Linked DNA regions of Mus musculus: region 2 is linked to region 1. A link is a loop called in an ENCODE intact Hi-C map of the cell type or tissue named here. Cell type or tissue: left cerebral cortex. All regions are shown on one strand. Links, peaks and the distances in the headings refer to the core of each region. The heading gives the core; the rest is flanking DNA. Region 1 overlaps Gm40678 (a long non-coding RNA gene). Region 2 has its middle 62 kb from the start of Gm40677.

The links. Peaks named below come from ENCODE experiments on the same cell type or tissue, not always from the same donor. Only the 100,000 strongest peaks of a DNase experiment are listed, where the experiment ranks them.
Region 2: it touches region 1 in a loop (4-fold over the local background); 3 of 42 quality-filtered maps call a loop at or near these places.

Annotation. Positions count from the first base shown.
Region 1 is chr10:66,811,941-66,817,314 of GRCm38, reverse strand. It overlaps Gm40678 (a long non-coding RNA gene), which reads left to right. Exons shown (of 3, transcript XR_871772.1): 2 at 4,196-4,319. Among named protein-coding and RNA genes, the nearest start is that of Gm40678, 15 kb to the left of the region's middle. In left cerebral cortex, for the core only: CTCF peaks have their summits at 2,652 (motif pointing right) and 3,322 (motif pointing left); DNase peaks (open chromatin) are centred at 2,574 and 4,251; H3K27ac peaks cover 276 bases.
Region 2 is chr10:66,571,700-66,577,073 of GRCm38, reverse strand. No RefSeq gene overlaps it. Among named protein-coding and RNA genes, the nearest start is that of Gm40677, 62 kb to the right of the region's middle. In left cerebral cortex, for the core only: a CTCF peak has its summit at 2,027; DNase peaks (open chromatin) are centred at 1,744 and 2,025.

The DNA of each region.
Region 1 (5,374 bases), core at 293-5,292:
CTATTTGGTGTATATGTGGAGGTCAGAGGACAACTTGCAGCAGTCTCTTCTCTTTTTCAACTACGCGAGTGCCAGAGACAGAACTCAGGTCGTCTGGATTGGCAGCAATTTACTACTTGGCACCTCTACCTACTGAGTCGTCTCACAAGCCTGAGCACATTCGTCAGTCAAACGCAGTTAGTTTCGGTGTTCCCCCTCTGGTTGGGGAGGAAGAGATGGTGGTGTTCCGAAGACGAAGACGCAGCAGGGTGCTCAGAGAACACAGCAGCGCTCAGCCAAAGAGTGACAAGGGGTGAAGTGGGAAGCTTCTGTAAGACTTTTGAACTTGGAAGTAGCTTTGCTAGGCATGATGGGTAATGCTGACTGCCAACTTTGCTAGCCTTCTGTCTGAGCTCCGCCCCACAGTTACCTGGCAACAGCCAGGTGTGCCTGACTCACTATAAAAGGGGCTGCTAGCCGGGCGTGGTGGCCCACCCAGCACTCGGGAGGCAGAGGCAGGCGGATTTCTGAGTTCGAGGCCAGCCTGGTCTACAAAGTGAGTTCCAGGACAGCTAGGGCTACACAGAGAAACCCTGTCTCAAAAACAAAACAAAACAACAACAAACCAAAAAAGGGGGGGGGGCTGCTTGCCCCCTCCTCGCTCTTCCTCTCTTGCTCTTGCCTTCCTGCTCCCACTCCCTCCTCATTCCCTCCCCCCTCTCTCCACATGCTCATGGCCAGCCTCTGCTTCACCACTCTGTCTCTGTGTTGTTCTCTGCCTCTTGATTCCCCTCCCCATGCCCTGAATGAACTCTATTCTATACTATAACGTGTGGCTGGTTCCTCAGGGGGAAGGGATGCCTCAGCATGGGCCCACCGAGGCACCCCCTTCCCCCATACCTGACTACACCTCCATAGAACATATTCCCCCTTTCTTTATCTTTGTATAAACACATCAAACTTGACTGGGTTTAGTTAATCACATGGGAGACAGTCCCCTGAGAAACTCTGTGAGGGAGTTTCCAGACAGGTTTAACTGAGGAAGAAAGACTCACCCTGAAAGTGGCTGCCACCATCCTTGGACTGGGGTCCAGGACTGAATAAAAAGGAGCGATTGTACCAGGCACCCGCATGCTTCTCTCTCTGCTTCCTGGCTGTAGAGGCAATGTGACCTACTGCCTGGTGTTCTTGTCACTGTGGCAAGAGGGGCTCTCACCACTAAGCCTTCCCCCATGACAGGATGTACTCCCAAACGGAGAGCCAAAATAAACTGCTTTCCTAAGATTTTTTTTTTGGCCAGGGATTTTGTTGCAGCTTTTGTATCAGTGTGAGAAACCCTGCTAATTAAGGTTGAAGTCGGACATTACTGGAAAGGCCTGAGCTCCGTGCCAAATGGTAGGGCTTCTTCTCTGACCTTATCTGGGGAGCTCGAAACCCCTATACCCTCTACCTTCGGAATGTCACATAGCTTTGGTTAGATTACAGCTTCCTTTCTCCCTGTAAGAACCTGTTCAGCACGCAGCTGAGATTCCTGGAGCCCCTCCCCATGCTAATGAGGCATCTCAGTACCTTAGCCTTCAGCCAATGATGTTTGCCCACCCTGGATATTCCTACTCCCCATGCCCCCAAACCATATAACCCTTGATTCACCCCGAGTAAAGTTCATCTGTCTCCTTTCTCCTTTGGGATTCAGAATGACATCATTTCCGTCCGTTCTCTACAGGCAGTCGGGCAACCCTCTTCTGCGACTCAGCTCTCTTCATCCAGGGAGAAGGGAGACCCACAGTATTGGGAATGGGGGATTGAAGGGTGGGGGGGGAAGCAAAAGCCTTGTGAAGAAGGAGAGGGGGAAGCAAAAGCCTTGTGAAGAAGGAGAGGGGGAAACTGTCAGAATGGGTGGTCGTGGAGCCGCTGACCAAGGAGAGCGAGCAAAACTTCCGAGGAAGAGGAAGAGGAAGAGGAAGAAGAAGAAGAAGAAGAGGAGGAGGAGGAGGAGGAGGAGGAGGAGATGGTACATCTCATCTTTTGGTACATAACAGACTCTCCGGGGGACTTTTCCACAATACAGATGCCGCAGATAGCACTGATGCGTACCAACATTTGAAGACTTGTGTTTACGATCTAAGCATGAGGGAGCTTTGGCACTGAGGGCATGGGCAGGGGAGAGCAAGGTGGAAGAGTCAGGTAGCAGAGAGGATCTCAGAAGTCAGGTGGAGGTAGGCTTTGGGTAGACTAAAGAGTACTGACTGATAAGGGTGAGGGGCTGTGGGCTTTCCGGAAACAGAGACTAAGGACTCAAGAGTGAGCTGAAGACCGACATGTGTGCTGGGTCACGTTGTGGTGGCTCACAAGTCCCACGAGGGCTCCCACTCATAGCCACCCTGTGTGTGAATCTATAACAGTCTCCAAGAAGCTATCAAGGTCAAAAGCCTCAAAAAGAGAACCATGCATTCAGAAAGAGAAGACATGAAGCGTGGGATTCTATCTTGACGTTTTAAAACGGGAGTTGCCTAAATAGCATCGTCTCCCCTCCTAGATGGTCCGCAGCTGTCGATTCTTGGCAAGACTCCCGGTGAGAGAGATGCTGCAGCACCCTGGGAGGCAGAAACTCTTTGCAGAGCTTGTTCTCCGTCACGTTTGTCCTGCAATGTGGCTCAGCAGCCACTAGATGGCGATGAATCTCCAAACACCGCTAAGACTCTCCTCCAGGCGCCAAGTTTTTCAGAAAACTTTTCTTGGGAGATAAAAAATGAGAGGTATTTCCTCATAGCTGACCGGAGGCTGCTGAGAAAGTTCCCCTTTGCCTCTAAGTTGTTACGGTGGTGTGAAATCCTGGCCCGAGTCCAGTGTTTGCTTTGCTGTGATCTCTCTGGGGAATGAGCGATTGCACCTCCAGATTTAAGGCTACCCTGGGGCGAGTATAAAGAACCCCGGGAAAGGTGTGCTCCCTAGGAGCTGCCACTGCCCCACATCTTTGAATTTGTTCTTTTTTTGGATTATTTCCCACAGGAGAGCTGGTGGCAACGTGTGCGACACTAATTCACCTTTCCCCTTTGTTTATCTCCCAAGTGTATCATTTGGCCAAGTGCTTTAGAAATATCCAGCATTCTCAAGTGGGTGTTAACTGCTTTCTCTTATTGACTGATTGTGTGTTTGTGCGTGAGACTGTGCATTTGTATTAGGGTGGCCTGGTTAGCATTAACTGTGAACTTTAGACAGCGTAGAATCACCTGAAAAGGGAGTTATCAGGATTGGAGAAACGGGTTTTGTTCCCAGAACCCACAATGATCTTTAACTCCAGTTCCGAGGGATCTGACGCCCTCTTCTGGCCGCAGAGAGCACTGCATGCACACAGTGCTTAGAGGTCTGTAGACAAAATACCCCACATATAAAATAAAAATAAATAATTATGAAATAAAATCTTTCCCCCAAAAGGAGCCTCGACTGAGTAACTGCCTTTATCAGGTTAGACTGGGCATGACTGTGATGAATTGTCTTTATTGAGAATTGATATAGGAGTCCCCAGCCTTTTGTGGGTGATACCATTCCCTATGCAGGTAGTCCTGGGTTGTATTAGAAAGCTAGTTGAACATGAGCCTGTGAAAGAGAGAGGGAGGGAGGGAGGAGGAAGAGGAGAAGGAGGGAGGGAGGGAGGGAGGGAGAACGAGAAGCACTAGTGAGTCAGCAGGTAGAGTTTTTCCATGGTTCCTGCTTGAGTTACTGCTCGGGCTCCCCTCAGGGATGGACTCTGACATGAAAGAGTAATCCAAATTAACCCTTTCTTCCCCTAAACTGCTATTGGTCCAAGGGTCTTAGCACACTAACAGAGGATGCATGTGCACACATGTGTAAGTGCAGGTGGAGTCAGAGGAGAAGACAACCTCAGACGCTGTCCCTTAGGGGTCCATCCATCCATCCTTCCTTCCTTTCTTTTTGAGACAGGGTCCCTCACTGGGACCTGGGGTTCACCAATTCACCCAGGATGGCTGTCTGGCAAACCCAAAGGATCCATCTGTCTCTGCCTTTCCACAGTTGAGGTTAAAAGTGTGTACCACCACTCTCATTTTTAAAAGGCTGGTTCTGTGTATCAGACTCAGGTCTCCTTACCTGTAGGGCAAGTACAACTGAGTCATCTCTGGGGCCCCTATCCCCCCCCCCTTATTTAAATCAAGAAATACTTGTCCAAAGTCACTGCATCTGGGCTCTAATTCAACAGCTTGGGTTCTGAGTCATCGTGTTAAAGACAAGGACGGTGTCAGCATATTCTCCAGCCTTGAGGAAGGATCTCTGTGAGGAGCTGAATGTCTCTCGTGCCAATGCTCAGGACGCTGGAGGATGAGGTATTTGCGGGGACTGGCTGTTTGGGGGCACACTGCAGAGCGGTGTGTGGGGGAACTTGAATGCAATGATTTCCCCTTATCTCCACCTGTATTTGTAACTGGGTTGCTAAGCAGCAGAGGGATTCTGACTTTTAAACGATAGACAATGGCTTTCTTGGAGGGCGGTCCATCAAATGACCTTCAGAACTGGAAGTAAATGCAGATCTGGTCTGGAAACAGTTGCTGGCCTGCTGGGTCTCTAGGTAACACTTTGGTATCTGCCAGACACGGGTCCCATCTGACATACGAGTGCCTCGAGGTCAGGCATGGGGCCTCTGTCCCCACTATGAACTTCCAACAAGGAGTCACCAGGATGAAGGAGCAGGGACTGCTTTGGAGAAGGAAGGTGGCAGATAGGAAGCCATGTTCCTTCCTTTTCTCTTTGTGTGTCTTTGGAATGTTTACAAAATTTGAGGCTTGTCTTATGGTTACCATTACTGTGATGACAAACACATAACCAAAACAACATGGGAAGGAGAGGGTTTATTCTGCTGACATTTCTAGATAGCAGCTCATCACTGAAGGAAGCCAGGACAGGAACTCAAGCAGGGCAGGAACCTGGAGGCAGGAGCTGATGCAGAGGCCATGGAGGGATGCTGCTTACTGCCTTGCTCTTGATAGCTTGCTGCTCAGCTTCCTTCCCTCCCTCCCTCCTTTCTTTCCTTCCTTCCTTCCTTCCTCCCTCCCTCCCCCTCCTTCCCTCCCTCCCTCCCTTCTTCCTTCCTTCCTTCCTTTCCTTCTTTCTTTCTTTCTTTCTTTCTTTCTTTCTTTCTTCCTTCCTTCCTTCCTTCCTTCCTTCCTTCCTTCCTTTCTCTCTCTCTCTCTCTCTCTCTCTCTCTCTCTCTCTCTCTCTCTCTTTCTTTCTTTCTTTCTTTCTTTCTTTCAACTTTTTACCGATGCTTTCTTTCTTTCAACTTTTTTTTTAACCGATTCTTTGTGAATTTCCCATCTTCACTCCAATCCCTCTCTTCTCTCAGTCCCTTCACCTCTGCCCCGGCAACCCCTCCTCTCAAAGA
Region 2 (5,374 bases), core at 83-5,082, 240 kb after region 1:
TATTTTAAAGTGCCACAGATTATCAACAAGAAATGATGCAGTTTCTGAGAAGGAGTTGCTGTCAGCTTGTATGGTGCTATTGTATTGGGATCCTTGCCTCTTTTTCCATATGTTGTGGTTGGAGGCAGGAAGACCCACAGGGGAATAGTGAACTTATTGTTAACTTGGAATATTTCATAATATTTTCTTTTAATGTAAAAATAATGCTATACTTTTCAATATGGCAATAATCAGATATGTGGGTTCATCTCTTCTCTCATTGGAGGAATTTGGGTGTGGCACAAAAATCCTTGTACATGGCCTGGCTTTGCTCCTTCCAGCCCCAGGCTGGGGACTCTTGGCTGGATTGGTTCATGTTGAACTGGAAAGGACCTTGAGTGACCTTGGAATCAAATCTACGGGGCTTTGAGGGACTTTGTCAATTGAACTAAATGAAGTAGGTATGCACACTCATCTTTCTCTATTTCCACAAGACAGATATGATACAACCAAATACCTCAACTCCTGCCTTCATGACGTCTATGCCAGGAAAGACGGAGCCCTCAGACTGTGAGACAAGATAAACCTTCCCCTTCCTTAAGTTGTTTTTGCCAGGCGTTTTGTCATAGCAACAAAATGCAACTATCTATTGGCCACTGTGGAATTGCTATGAGCTGGTTGGCACAGACCTCATGGTGAGAGTTAAGTGTCAAGACCTGTACCCTGCAACCAAAAGTCTGCTCACCTGAAAAGCTTATCTTCCAGAGGAATTATCTTTTTTTCGGGGGAGGGTACTGTTAGTAAAATTTAAATATCATTTAAAAAATGAACATTGGTCAGGAAGTTCTACATAATGCTTGTTATTGCAGGAAGGGAGCCTTGGGTCTTCTGTTTCATGTTTTTCCTGTTGCTATGAGAAATCACCAGAAGCAAAGCAAACTCAAAGAAGGAAAGGTTCTTTTTGGCTAATCATTTCTTGGGGGAAGAAGATCCACCCTGGTGAGGAAGGGATGGAAGCTGGCCAACAGACAGCTTGTTATCTGCAATCAGGAGAGAGGACAGAGTGAGAGTAAGAGGGCAAGAGAGCAGAAAAGCTAGAGAAGAGAGAGATGGAGGGAGAAAGGGGGGGAAGGGGAAGGGAGAGAGTGAGGAGGAAGGGAGAGAGGGAGAAAAAGCAAGAGGCGGGGAGGGAGGGAGGGAGGGAGGGAGGGAGGGAGAGAGAGAGAGAGAGAGAGAGAGAGAGAGAGAGAGAGAGAGAGAGAGAGAGAGAGAGAGAGAGAGAGAGAGAGAGAGAGAGAGAGAGAGAGAGAGAGAGAGAGAGAGAGAGAGAGAGAATATATGCTCACTTTTCTTTTTTATTCAGGTCAGGATTCCAGCCCATGGAAGAGCTCACAGTTAGGTTAGGTCTTCCTACCTCAACTCAATGCAGAGACTCCCTCATTTAGACATTTCCAGAAGCTTGTGTCCATGATGCTTTTAGTTGATAATCTTTACTTTCCCACCACCTTTAAAGTTGTGGGTATAATGTCCAGCCCAGGAATTATTAAGAACGTTCAAGCTCAGACTGCACTTAACTAAATTACCCTTCATCCACTATGAGATTGTTGTCACGTTTTCCACTCTATAGACAGAAGCCTTTGCAATTCGTCTCATTTGTAACATCTCCATCCTTTAAAGTACTTGTCTCTTCACCCTGACATTCCAAACTGGTTCAGCGAGACACAAAGATGTCTCCGAAGGCGGTGGGACTATTAATGCTCAGGTTTAATGAAGTGACAAATCTGATTTCGACAACACTGGCTTACCGTGGGAAAAGTGCCAAACCTAGAATCAGTTTAATTCAATGAAAGCGATGCCTTGTGTAAACTCTACATATCAAATGGCCCCATGTGTGTGTGTGTGTGTGTTTGTGTGTGTGTGTGAATGCATACATGAAAATTATGCAAATATAATAGCACGAATGTAGGTCAGTTTGGAGTAGGCTTTTCATGCCTGCTGATTTTATTTTGCTATTCCTATCTCGAACTGTAGGTGCCAGCAGAGACTTGAGGAATTGCTTCTGCATGTCTCAAACCCCTTTCAAGATGTGTTAATGACTAGGAATGGCCTTGAGCCCAGGCAATCTTGAACTGACTTTACATTCCCAAGCCACAGTTGGCATCCCTTCACAGTTTTGCATTGTACTCTTGTGGTCAGAAGTGAGCACACATCTGTGGTCTGGGAACCTTACAGTGTCTTTTAAATAGGATTTTCCTTATTGGGTGACTGTCTCTGCTCTTTACTGGGGACCCACAGGTACCCCATATAGACTTCTGCTTTTGTTGCCAGTGCCCTGCCCCACCACATCTATTTGTCATACATTTAAGCTTCTTTTGGATCCCAGAGGTTTCTCCAAGATGAATGTATCAAACTTGGCCTAACTCTTGAGTCCTTTGCACCCAGACCCGTTCCCCCAGCCCCAGGGCACAGTATACTTGTATACCTGATACAGACAATCCTGCTGGGCTTCTGATTTGTCTTTAAGTTCTATAATGGATGACACACCACCTTTCTATCCACTAAATATCCCAATCTGTAAGTTAATGGTGCATAGACTTTCACTGTTCTTCCTCATGGAGTGCCATGAAACCACAAAAGAGGGTAAAAGGGAACAGGCTATGTCCTTGAAGACATTTGGGAAGGTATTAGTTAGGCCATTGACAAAATATGCGTGATAGTCATTGCTACAAATAGCCAGCTACACAATCCACATAATTTGCCTGCTTAATATTTTACCTCTATGTTCCAACTCTTCCTAATTTGGATCTATAATAGTCTCATAATCCTGGTCAGCACTATAGCCGTAGATTTCTCTAGACCACCTGTATTAGTTATTCTCTTCATTGTTATAACTAAATACCTGACAGAAAGTGATGTAAGAGGAAAGGTTTGTCTTGGTTCACAGTTCCAGAGTCCAGGTCATAGTATGGACTCATGGCGGTAGGAGCCGCAGACAGCAGCCCAATGCAGCTGGTCACAAGGAACCTACAGCCAGGAAGCAGAGAGAGATGCATGCTGGGGCTCAGCTCACTTCCTCCTTTTCAGCCTGGGACTCCACCCATAGGATGTCATCCGTCATCTTCATTCAGGGTGAATATTCCTTGCTCATTTCAATATTTCTAGAAACACCCAATAGCTATGCCCAGAGGCATGTTTCCATGGTGATTCTAAACTAGTAAAGTTGACAGTGAACATAAACCATCACGTTGTATTTGCTTCTGTTGGGAACCTGCAGGGAAAATTGCTGAATTTAAACTACTTTAAATTTTATTGGTGAGTGAATTCAGTTCACAAGTTGATGTGGTGATTAGTTTCCGTTCGTATTTTGTCTAACCTAAAACTATTACCTAAACCGCTGTTCCATCGCCACCAAAGTGGAGGCGAATGTTTCCTCTGTGGGAAATTTACTTCTTGATGAGCTTTAGACTGGAATGTAGATTTTTGGATCTCCATTTCTCAGTTGAGGAATCCGGGTAGATTCTTTTACTAGGGTAGGTTTCCTTTCTCAGGGGCACCATGAATGGTGAATCTTATCTGATAGCATGGGTGCAACAAGTACTTAATTCTATTTCGGGACACAAGGAAAAAGGCAGAAGAGTGCATATCTGACTGTCAATGTGAGGTCCCTGAACAGTGAGACAAAAGGGAAGGCGAGAGGAGGGGCAAGAAAAGAAGAGAAAAAAAGAGTGGAAGGTGGTATTCTGCTGTGTGTTCACACACAGAGAGATAGCACTTTCTTCAAGATGGGGGATGGACATGAGTCCATCCCCCATCTCCCACCTCCACTCCAACAACCCCCTACCTTCCCCCCAATCCCCCCATCTTGAAGAAAGTGCTGCAAACTTGCTTATCATCTGTTTGGTGAGAAAAGCAAGCTGCCAGTTGTGTGAGAGTCTCTTCAGGGAACATCAAGCTCTCTCTGGAGGTGTAGATGCTGGGGTGTGCTTGGATGGATGAATGTGAGGGAGTGGCCTGACAGCCTTGCTGTGAGGAACAAGGGCTGAGTGGCAGAGGAGACTGGGGTGATTGTGGTCTTGCATGCTTCAGAGATGACCCATTCTTAGCTCCCACCTTGCAAACACCCAATTTGCTCTTGTAATTTGAAGCACTTACAATGAAAACAACAACAAAAAATGAATCCAAGAGACCCATTAAATGCTTGATGTTCGTTTTCTGGCCCAAGAGATCTGAAATGGCTGTTCAAACACAGGCTGGTGGTATATCCAGCGTAGAGAGAGCACCTTTAAAAAACCAGATGACTCTTCACTGGTTGATGTGACAGTCCCTGACTTTCTAGGGTTTGGTATGGTATGAGTTTTATTGTCATTCCCCTTTAACAATGGCACATGGGACATGGAGTTATTGGTCATTTTACAGCTCATAATAATGATTACCAGTGTATATCAGTGGAAGTGTAATTGTTATCTCTAGGCCAGAGGCATGGAAAACTAATTAAGGCTTATGGTTAATGGTGGCTTCCATTTGATGTTTAAGATGTTACTAGGTGAACTTCCAGTCTCAATTTCTCTCTTTCCCTGCCACACCCACTCCAGTGAAAACTGAGTGACAGGCCCAAAATCTTGGACCAAGTTCTGAGGCAAAAAGTTTCATGGAGTCTCCTGGAGTCTCGGCATCCTGTAGCACGAATGCTCCAAACTTGTCCCTACATCAGTTGGTGAATGGATCTGTGTGCTTTCCTTCAATATTGTTTTATTATAAGTGCCTCCAAGGAACATATAGCTAAGTTAGATTAGCCTTCACCAACGTTCCAATATCCTAGGAAATCGTTGAACCAACCTTGGGCTTTGAATTTTGTAAGAATGCTACTCATTCAGACGAAAAGCCTCCAGTGTTGACAGAGAGATAGTAAAAGAAATCAGGCATTACTATCTACTACATAGAATTAGAAATTTCAGGGCAAGCTTAGCAAAGTAAGTTTAGAATTCTTATTATAGTTATGTATGGCAGACTGCATTACTTAATAGAAGAAAGTCCCCCACAAATTCACTTAGAATAACAGCTGAGTCACTCCCATGTGCAGGAATTTACAATGGCCTAGGAAGAAGGAAGGTTGTGGTTTAAGAAGGAACTAGAATAAATACTTAGAATAACAGCTGATTCACTCCCATACACAGGAATTTACAATGGCTTAGGAGGAAGGTGGATTATACATTAGAGTAGAATTGGAACTATGGCAAGGGCCCTGGCTTCTAAGAATAAACTGACCTTAGGTGGGGCTGCTTTTGAACCCAGTTGTAAACACTAATTTTTATCCCAGTTGTAAACACTGCCTGGTTTCTCAGCTTTTGTGTATGCATTTATCTGTTTTGTGTAAAGAGTCATTTTGCATTGGGTA